Regions from separate parts of the Homo sapiens genome. Here region 1 is linked to region 2. Evidence: chromatin contacts called from ENCODE Hi-C data. All regions are on one chromosome and are shown on one strand. Each heading gives the region's core, a stretch centred on a gene start or an enhancer-like site at or near the end of the contact. The rest is flanking DNA. Distances are from core to core; before and after follow the strand shown. Region 1 has its middle 73 kb from the start of EPAS1. Region 2 overlaps PRKCE (protein kinase C epsilon).

The links. Hi-C counts contacts between places; a loop is a spot of excess contacts on that map. Pooled maps may share reads with other maps.
Region 1: a loop to region 2 is called in a map with no recorded cell type, with 4 times the contacts of the local background. The contact joins two enhancer-like sites. A Hi-C loop is called at or near these places in 2 of 37 single-sample maps with no recorded cell type and 4 of 50 pooled maps.

What each region holds. Positions count from the first base shown.
Region 1 is chr2:46,221,480-46,226,733 of GRCh38, reverse strand. No RefSeq gene overlaps it. Among named protein-coding and RNA genes, the nearest start is that of EPAS1, 73 kb to the left of the region's middle. Within about 2 kb of position 1,838, at least 16 of the 41 ENCODE cell types and tissues checked have a DNase peak (open chromatin) inside an H3K27ac peak, as active enhancers do.
Region 2 is chr2:45,727,929-45,732,779 of GRCh38, reverse strand. The region is part of intron 1 of PRKCE (protein kinase C epsilon); the gene reads right to left. Among named protein-coding and RNA genes, the nearest start is that of PRKCE-AS1, 55 kb to the right of the region's middle. RefSeq lists enhancers at 2,444-2,583, 2,964-3,043. Within about 2 kb of position 3,524, at least 5 of the 41 ENCODE cell types and tissues checked have a DNase peak (open chromatin) inside an H3K27ac peak, as active enhancers do.

The DNA of each region.
Region 1 (5,254 bases), core at 589-3,088, 500 kb before region 2:
ATCTACATCTTGTCACCTTTAATGAACCATTCTCTGTTCTTATCTTCTTGATTATTCATCAGTGTTCAAAACAACTGACTACTCCCTGCTTTTCCGTTATTTTTCTCAAGTTTAATTGTTTTTGGTTTATTTTGATGAAAATTTATACAAACATAGTTGAAAGAATAGGCCAGTTTTATGAGGTTTATTAAGAAAATTAGCACAAATTTTGCCATACCCTTCATTAATTCCTGCTCCCCAGAGGCAACCAATTTCAGCAACTATAGTTGATTCATTTGGTATTTAATTCCACATCTCTAAATAACATGCTTATATTGCTATTTATTGATTTTTCAGTTCAAGATAGTACCTATTGATTTCCCACTATGGAAAATGAAGATTTAGCTGTCTTTTAATCCCTGGTCTGCACCACCACATACATGCATACTTTTCATTCCTCTGCCCTCTCAGTATAATTATATTATGATTTTTCACTAGATCAGTATTCTGTGTTCACATTTTTATGACTTTGTAAATGCCAGTTGCAGCAGAGATATATAGTAAACTTTGGTTGTGTTACCTTTCCTGCACAGTTTATTGTTTTGTCTGGAATTAATGCTTATTTTTCCATTGCCTTCCTTTTTGAAGAATTTATCACTAAGTTCACTATCTGAAGTAGTTCAACTTTAAACTCTTCCCCACTTGTGTAAATCTCTCAGTGTGTTTAAACACATTAGGTGTTCTATCAATTTAACCTTGAAACAATCTCCTGAATCTTCTGCCCTTTTAAAGTCCGTTCTGTTTGCCCTCTGCACTTGGCACATAGCTGTTGTCTTGGGAAATCCTTTCTTCATCATTCTGGGGATTTCCTTCTCCTCTTCCTTGTATTGAATCCCTTGTTTCCTGAATCCTCTGTTTTCCCAAGGTTTCTGAGAAAGGGTGTGTGGGAGATAATTTTTTTAACTTGCATATCTTAAAGTGTCTTTATTCTACACTAAAACTTAATTGATAGTTTGACTTGGGTATTAAATTATAGGTTTAAAGTAATTTTTCCCAGAATTTTAAATATATTGCTTTAGGATATGTCTTCATTTATTCTATTTGACATTATATATTATGTCTTACAATGTTGCCTTTGAGGAGTATGTAGCTATTTTTTTCTTTATTTCTTTTTAGACATGGGTTCTTTCTGTGTTGCCCAGGCTGGCCTCAAACTCTTAGCCTCAAGTGATCCTCTGCTTCAACCTCCCAAATAGTTGGGACTACATGGGCACACCACTGCATCCACTCCTATGAAGCCATTTTGATTCTAAACATTTGGTATGTGACATCCTTTTTTTCCTTCCTAGAATCTTGTGAAATTTTCTCTTGACTTTCAGTGTTCTGAAATTTCATGCTGTTGTTCGTTGGAGTAGAGTCTATTTTAATCCACCGCAGTAGAAACTTCATGCTCTTCTCATATAGGAAATTTTCTTCTATTATTTCTTTGATTATTTTTGCCCCTTTACAATGATCCTGGCCTCCTGCTATGCATGCTGTTGTGTACTCCCTTTCAACATTAAAAGGGAGGACCTGTGTGACCAGTAGGATATTGTGAAAGTGACAATGGATGACATCAATGGGTAGTCATAAAAGACCTTTCACCTTTTTTCTTGGTCTCTTGGATTACTCTCTCTGGGAAAAGCTAGCTGTCATGTCATGAAGATACTCAAGTGACCCTGTGGAGAGATTCACATAGTGAGAAATTGAGAAAGAACATAAACCTGCTAGTCACATGAGTGTGCTGCCTTGGAGCAAATTCTCCAGCTACAGCCAGTCTTAAGAAGACTGCAGCCCTGGCCAACATCCAGCTGAACCTCATGAGAAACCTTGAGGCAGACCATTCAGCTGAGTCACTCTTGAACTCGTGGCCACAGGAACTGAAAGAGATATAAATGTTTACAATTTTTTAAGCCACTAAGTTTTGAGGTAATTTGTCACCCCAAATAGATCATTAATATATACTCTTTTTCTGTAACCTCTAATTATTGGGTGTTAGATCTCCTGAACTAGATCTCTGATTTTCTAATTGTTTTACTCCTATTTATTATCTCAATGTCTCTTCATTCAATTTTTCTGGAGGTTTCCTCATCTTTATCTTTAAATCCTTCTATTTAAGATCATGATGAAGTAGTCAGCATCAGAATAACCTGCTTGCTACACACACACACACACACACACACACACACACACACACACAGAAAAAACACTAAAATATTAAGAAAAGGTAACAACCAATTTTTTTTTTTTTACTGAAAACATGCATGTCTTTAATTAAAGCAGAGGAATATCACTTTCTTCTGAAAAGCACTGTTCTTTTTTTTAAATTAGACTTTAAGTTCTAGGGTACATGTGCACAACGTGCAGGTTTGTTACATATGTATACATGTGCCATGTTGGTGTGCTGCACCCATTAACTCACCATTTACATTAGGTATATCTCCTATCCCTCCCCCCTCCCCCCACCCCACGACAGGCCCTGGTGTGAGATGTTCCCCATCCTGTGTCCAAGTGTTGTCATTGTTCAATTCCCACCTATGAGTGAGAACATGCGGTGTTTGGTTTTCTGTCCTTGCGATAGTTTGCTGAGAATGATGGTTTCCAGCTTCATCCATGTCCCTACAAAGGACATTAACTCATCCTTTTTTATGGCTGCATAGTATTCCATGGTGTATATGTGCCACATTTTCTTAATCCAGTCTATCACTGATGGACATTTGGGTTGGTTCCAAGTCTTTGCTATTGTGAATAGTGCCGCAATAAACGTGTGCATGTGTCTTTTTTTTTTATGTCTGTCACATCCAGTTTTATTCAACAAGCATTTACAAAACATCTTCAATGTATCAGGCACTACTAGATGCTAGGCATACATAGATGAACAAAACATATCTTGCCTTTAAAACCTCCTCTTGGAGCTCACAGTTTGGTAAGGGAGATAGACTAATTACAGTAGAACATGGAAGGGCAATAATACTATATTATCAGTGTTGTATAGGGTATAAGGTGGTTTCAAAGAGGAAGTGGTTAACTCAGTGAAGGTTTTGAGGAACAGTCAAGTTTTGTGGGTTTTTTTTTAATTAAACATTTTGTTTTAAGATAATTGTAGAATCACATGCATTGCAAGAAGTAATACAGAGAGATTCCATATACCGTTTGCATAGTTTCCCCAGTGGTAACATTTTACAAACATATAGTACAATATCACAACCAGAATATTGACATTCATACGGTCAAGATACAGAACACTTCCATCGCCACAACGATCCCTCCTGTTGCCTTTTTTGCACAGTATTCCCCCAACCCTATCCACACCTTCACTTTCTGCAGTTTAACTTATCCATGGTCAACCACAGTCTGAAAACTTTATGCATTTTGAGAGAGAAAGAGACCACAATTGCATAACTTTTATGGTCTTTATAGCAACGTGATTTATAATCCTTTGGGTATATACCCAGTAATGGGATGGCTGGGTCAAATGGTATTTTCTAGTTCTAGATCCTTGAGGAATCGCCACACTGTCTTCCACAAGGGTTGAACTAGTTTACAGTCCCTCCGACAGTGTAAAAGTGTTCCTATTTCTCCACATCCTCTCCAGCACCTGTTGTTTCCTGACTTTTTAATGATCGCCATTCTAACTGGTGTGAGATGGTATCTCATTGTGGTTTTGATTTTCATTTCCCTGATGGCCATTGATGATGAGCATTTTTTCATGTGCCTATTGGCTGCATAAATGTCTTCTTTTGAGAAGTGTCTGTTCATATCCTTCACTACTTTTTCGTGGAGTTGTTTGATTTTTTCTTGTAAATTTGTTTAAGTTCTTTGTGGATTCTGGATATTAGCCCTTTGTCAGATGGGTAGATTGTAAAAATTTTCTCCCATTTTGTATGTTGCCTGTTCACTCTGATAGTAGTTTCTTTTGCTGTGCAGAAGCTCTTTAGATTAATCAGATCCATTTGTCAATTTTGGCTTTTGTTGCCATTGCTTTTTGTGTTTTAGTCATGAAGTCCTTGCCCATGCCTATGTCCTGAATGGTATTGCCTAGGTTTTCTTCTAGGGTTTTTATGGTTTTAGGTCTAACATGTAAGTCTTTAATCCATCTTGAATTAATTTTTGTATAAGGTGTAAGGAAGGGATCCTGTTTCAGCTTTCTACATATGGCTAGCCAGTTTTCCCAGCACCATTTATTAAATAGGGAATCCTTTCCCCATTGCTTGTTTTTGTCAGGTTTGTCAAAGATCAGATGGTTGTAGATGTGTGGTATTATTTCTGAGGGCTCTGTTCTGTTCCATTGGTCTATATCTCTGTTTTGGTGCCAGTACCATGCTGTTTTGGTTACTGTAGCCTTGTAGTATAGTTTGAAGTCAGGTAGTGTGATGCCTCCAGCTTTGTTCTTTTGGCTTAGGATTGTCTTGGCAATGTGGGCTCTTTTTTGGTTCCATATAAACTTTAAAGTTTTTTCCAATTCTGTGAAGAAAGTCATTTGTAGCTTGATGGGGAGGGCATTGAATCTATAAATTACCTTGGGCAGTATGGCCATTTTCACGATATTGATTCTTCCTACCCATGAGCATGGAATGTTCTTCCATTTGTTTGTGTCCTTTCTTATTTCCCTGAGCAGTGGTTTGTAGTTCTCCTTGAAGAGGTCCTTCACATCCCTTGTAAGTTGGATTCCTAGGTATTTTATTCTCTTTGAAGCAATTGTGAATGGGAGTTCACTCATGATTTGGCTCTCCTTTTGTTGGTTGTTGGTGTATAAGAATGCTTGTGATTTTTGCACATTGATTTTGTATCCTGAGACTTTGCTGAAGTTGCTTATCAGCTTAAGGAGATTTTGGGCTGAGACTAAGGGGTTTTCTAAAAATACAATCATGTCATCTGCAAACAGGGACAATTTGACTTCGTCTTTTCCTAATTGAATACCCTTTATTTCTTTCTCCTGCCTGATTGCCCTGGCCAGAACTTCCAAAACTAAGTTGAATAGGAGTGGTGAGAGAGGGCATCCCTGTCTCGTGCCAGTTTTCAAAGGGAATGCTTCCAGCTTTTGCCCATTCAGTATGATATTGGCTGTGGGTTTGTCATAAATAGCTCTTATTATTTTGAGATATGTACTATCTATACCTAGTTTATTGAGAGTTTTTAGCATGAAGGGCTGTTGAATTTTGTCGAAGGCCTTTTCTGCATCTATTGAGATAATCATGTGGTTTTTGTCTTCGGTTCTGTTTATATGATGGATTAC
Region 2 (4,851 bases), core at 2,275-4,774:
GGAATCTTATTTGAGAAAGATAGTGAAAGAGACAGATAAACAAATAGGAAAATACCAAATAGTGTGTTAGGTGCTGGCTGAGGAAGGTGCAGGCAACACACTACAGATGCACATAGAAAGCTATGTGTAGCTGGATTTGGAGGATCCGGGAAGACTTCCTGGAGGAAGCAGCATCTAAGATATTATAATGATTATTGTTACCACTACTACTACTGCCCAAAGTAAGCTATAAGTAAAACATATAATATATATTATAGACTGACTTCAAACCTTTTTTCAAAAAGGTGGATATCAATGGATGAATAAACCTATTTAATACAGGTAATGACCAATAATACTGTATTTCATTATTTAGTAAGCTCCTGGTTATATGATAGGTACTCTGAAACATAAATCTGCCCTGTGAGTTGATACTAACATATGAAGAACCTCAACATATCCAAATATTTTAACACTAACAACCTGGGTAGAATGTACTTAAAATGGCATTCAGGGCTCACCTATAGAAAAACCTGAGTCCCTGAGACATGTCTGTCCCTAGCCTCCCGACATGGAGCCCTTTGCCTGCCCTAGGATGTCCAGGGCCCCCATATTCTTTCCTCCCTCTCCAATGACAGTCTGTTCCAAAAAAAAGCTCTCATAAATTTCATTTATACTGAGGTTCACATGACTGATAAGATGGTATGGCCCTTCTCTAGGACATCTGTATTTTAACTACTCATAACAAGGTTTAACTTACAGGAAAGACTTTCTAAGGGTGGAATTTCTAGGACTGTGGCTGACAGTGAAAATGGAGTTCTGTGGAGTAGGAGGTCATTCTGAAAGCCTAATTTGAATCACATGGCAGTCTGTAGCAGTAAAAAGCTCCAGGAATTGGCCAGGTACACTGGTTCATGTCTGTAAACCTAGCACTTTGGGAGGATACCTTGAGCCCAGGAGTTCAAGACCAGCCTGGGTAACACGGTGAGACCTTGTCTCTACAAAAAATTCTAGCCAGGTGTGGTGGCACACACCCATGGTCCCAGCTACTTGGGAGGCTGAGGTAGGAGCATCACTTGAGCCTAGGAGGTCAAGTCTGCAGGGAGCAATGTTTGCACCACTGCACTTCTTCCTGGGCAACAGAGTGAGACCCTGCCTCAAAAAAAAAAAAAAAAAAAAAAAATTCCAGGAATTCAGAAAATTCTTGGTTTTCAGGCTTAGGTTTCCCCATTAGTAACTACAAAATCCAAGACACTTAATGTCTCTGAGTCTCTTTCTCTCATGTCTAAAATGAACTTGAGAATTAAGGAAGGAAACTCAACTTCTCCCAGTTTCCTGAAGAGACTCAGTAAATGAAAAACCTCCAGACAAATGATTTTTACTCCATCTCCCCACTTCTTTTTTGGCATCTCTCCCAGGCCAGACATTTATACATCACACCTGCATGAGCCACAGAACTGATGGTCCTAAAATACTGACCAGAAAACCACAAGGAATGGAGCTGCTCTGTCTAAGTGAATGCTCTGAGCCCAAGAGGCTGAGTTGTCATAGGCAAAAACTGTGCATAACTCCATTAAGACACCCCTTGCTCTCCTGACACTAGCTGTAATAACCATCTTCCTCTCTAAACACAAAGGCCAATGCTAACTAATAACAGAAATCAACAGGCCCTAAACTCACCAGTCTCTAAACTGTCCACAGTAGCCACTTTCTGCCTGAGAGTTCTCCCTGGTTAGAGAACACCCAGGCTCCCACTATTCCCACATTCCTATTTCCTTCACTTCAAAATTTTCATTAACAGCTTCCACTTGTTCTTCCACACCAGTCAGATTTTCCTTTTAGATAAATCCAGGAATATCATTGCTCCATAAAGGTAAAAATGTATTTTTAAAAATGTTTTACAAATAACAGCACTCTGTCTCCCATGATCTGTCGGGCAGACACACAAAATTAATTTTTTAATGGAAATTTCCTTGGGAGAAGTGTCTCTTCAGAGACAGAAAAGAAACTGGTAGCTCTTGAAAATTAAAAATGTTGTGCTTGCCAGGCATGGTAGCTCACACCTGTAATCCTAGCACTTTGGGAGGCTGAGGCGGGTAGATAGCTTAAGGCCAGGAGTTTGAGACCAGCCTGGCCAATGGGGTGAAACCCTGTCTGTACTAAAAATACAAAAATTAGCCAGGTGTGGTGGTGCACACCTGTAATCCCACCTACTAAGGTGGCTGAGGCACAAGAATTGCCTGAACCCAGGAGGCAGAAGTCGCAGTGAGCCGAGATTGTGCCACTGTACTCGAGCCTGGGCAACAGGGTGAGACTCTGTCTCGGGAAAAAAAAAAAAAAAAAAATTACAACTGGTGGCTCACAGTTGTAATCCCAGAGCTTTGGGAGGCCAAGGTAGGAGGATCACTTGAGGCCAGGAGTTTGAGACCAGCCTGGGCAACACAGCAAGACTCCATCTCTACAAAAATAAAAAATAAAAAATTAGCTGGGTATGGTGGCCCACACCTGTAATCCTAGCTACCCAGGAGGCTGAGATGGGAGGGTTGTTTGAGCCCAAAAACTTGAGGTTACAGTGAGCACCACTGCACTCAAGTCTGGGTGACAGAGCGGAACCCTGTCTCTAAAAAATTTATTTTTCCAGTGTTGTGCTCTGTTGTCCCCAAACGGCTCTTCAAGCCTGGCGTCTATGGTAACATGACTGTAACCTCAGTGCTGCCCTGCTAATGTGTGGTTTCTGTTTTTCTTCCTCTTTTCAAATCCAAGGTTAACCAACGGACTCAAAACATCCATTCTTGTCAATGTTGTTGAACTATAAAAGTATGACTCTATACCCTTAAAAAATGCAAAATGCCCAGGACCCAAAGATCTCCTCCATGCTGATCTGTTCCTCTTTTAAGACTCCAGGTGGAGCTAGTAGGAACTGCACTCCAGGCTTTGAGCCATTGACAGATCTGCTCCCCTTGAGGCAAGGTGGACGTACTAGTTCTTCCTCCGGTCAAGGATGGCCAGAGCAGTCTGGACCCACTCTGGCCTAATCAGCATCAGCATACAGGCTCATCATCCATTACACTACCAATGTCCCTTGGAATATTTTCTGCTCAAACTTAAAAAATAAGCCCCCATGGAGGATACAGCCTAGAATCTCTAGTACAGATTCAAAAATAGCTGTATTCCTGAGTATGCACATCCCTTCAAAACGGTGTAAAAATTTTCAGAAGCCAAGGGTCAGTGATCACAGCCTCACTGGGGCCTAAAAATATCCTTCAGGCTATTGCTGTAGGAGGGGGAAAAGGAATCGGAAAGTAATGAAGGGGGACACATAGATGCATATGATGGAGGCTCCAGGGAGGGCCGAGCTGGCTTGATATCACATCTACACTGGCTGTCTCATAAGCGTATTAGGATCACACCCTTTGATAATAAAGAGGATGCAATGACCCCTGCTAAGAAGACACAGGCTTGAGCTGAGGATGGCTTTCATGGCACCTTTCATCTACTTTCTCTCTACTCTATCTTGCTCAGTCTCCCATAAGCCAGTGCAAACAGAGACTGCACTGTGTCCTCCACCGCCCTATGTGAATTAACCAGCAAGGATCCTGGTATAAGTGACGTGGTATCAGCTCCTTCGGGTCCCAAGGACAATGCCTCTGTTCCATTGATCAAGGCTTTGGAACTCCTTCCTTTGGAGTCCAGGCTTCCAAGTCATCATGGTAGCCATGGTCGGAATCCTACCTTGGCAAGTTGAGAGCAAGATCCCTGGTGGGGCAGTGAAAAAGAAAGACGATGGGAAGTGAGGGAAGAAGTGGGAATAGAGGCAGCCTCACTTGGCAAACACAGTGCAGCACAGCCTACCAGTTAGGAGCCAGTGCCCCAGTGCCACCGTATACTGAGTTCAAATCTTTGCTAACACCCAGCTCCAACACCCAACTCTAAACACATTACTCAACCTCTCTAACCTTAAAGGAGAGATGATGGTCATACCTTCCTCATACAGTTGTTATGAAAAATAAGTGACATGATGCATGAAAAGCACTCAGCACAGGGCCTCAATAATTAGCAGCTGTTATTGCTCAGATACTGAAAACAAACCATGAACTGGTGAAGACAGACCTCAACTTACAGTCAGGCAACCTGGGGGCTTTCAGTTCCCCATCTGTAAAACAAGGGGCTGAGAATGAAGGTTCCTTCCAGCTCAGACACTCTAGAAGTCTGTGACTAAGATACAAAGATTCCAGCGGCACGTGGGCATTACAACTGTAATATAAAATGACACCCAATAGCACTTGCACCACCCTCAAAGCAAGCAGCATGCACAAGAGGATACTGTGAAGAGTGCGTGTGTTTGGGCATGGGACTATTGGGGGAAGGGTTCTGGTGAAGAAGGGGCCAGTGAAATGGCATTGCTTAGATTGTTCTCTGGCTTGCTAGTCCAACATCCAGGAATGTTTCTGGCCTTCTAGGTATGAAGCAGGCAATTAGGGTCTTATAAAAATAAAAATAAAAAATTTCACTTAAAATCAAGAGGGAGAAATTTCTACTTGCCCTAACCTTGATCCTTTGCCCTTTGAAGCCAAAACAGATACTACCCTTAATTTATTTAGAGTAGCTTCTCACCCATCACCTTACTCCCTTGATGGGATACGAAGGACTTTCTGAAAGGATGTGGAGTCACACTTTGAAAAATACACTTACACAGAAGGAGCAGGCTTGAAAAGAAAAGATACGCTTAAACAGAAAGCGAGGCATGGTGTTTACTCAAGAGACCATCTCCCTCAGCCTGGTTTAAGCCAGTAAGGGCTTTATTTTCCATCTTGGCTTCCCAGAGTTTACTGTAAAAATACATGCCCTGGCTGGGCCCGGTGGCTCACGTCT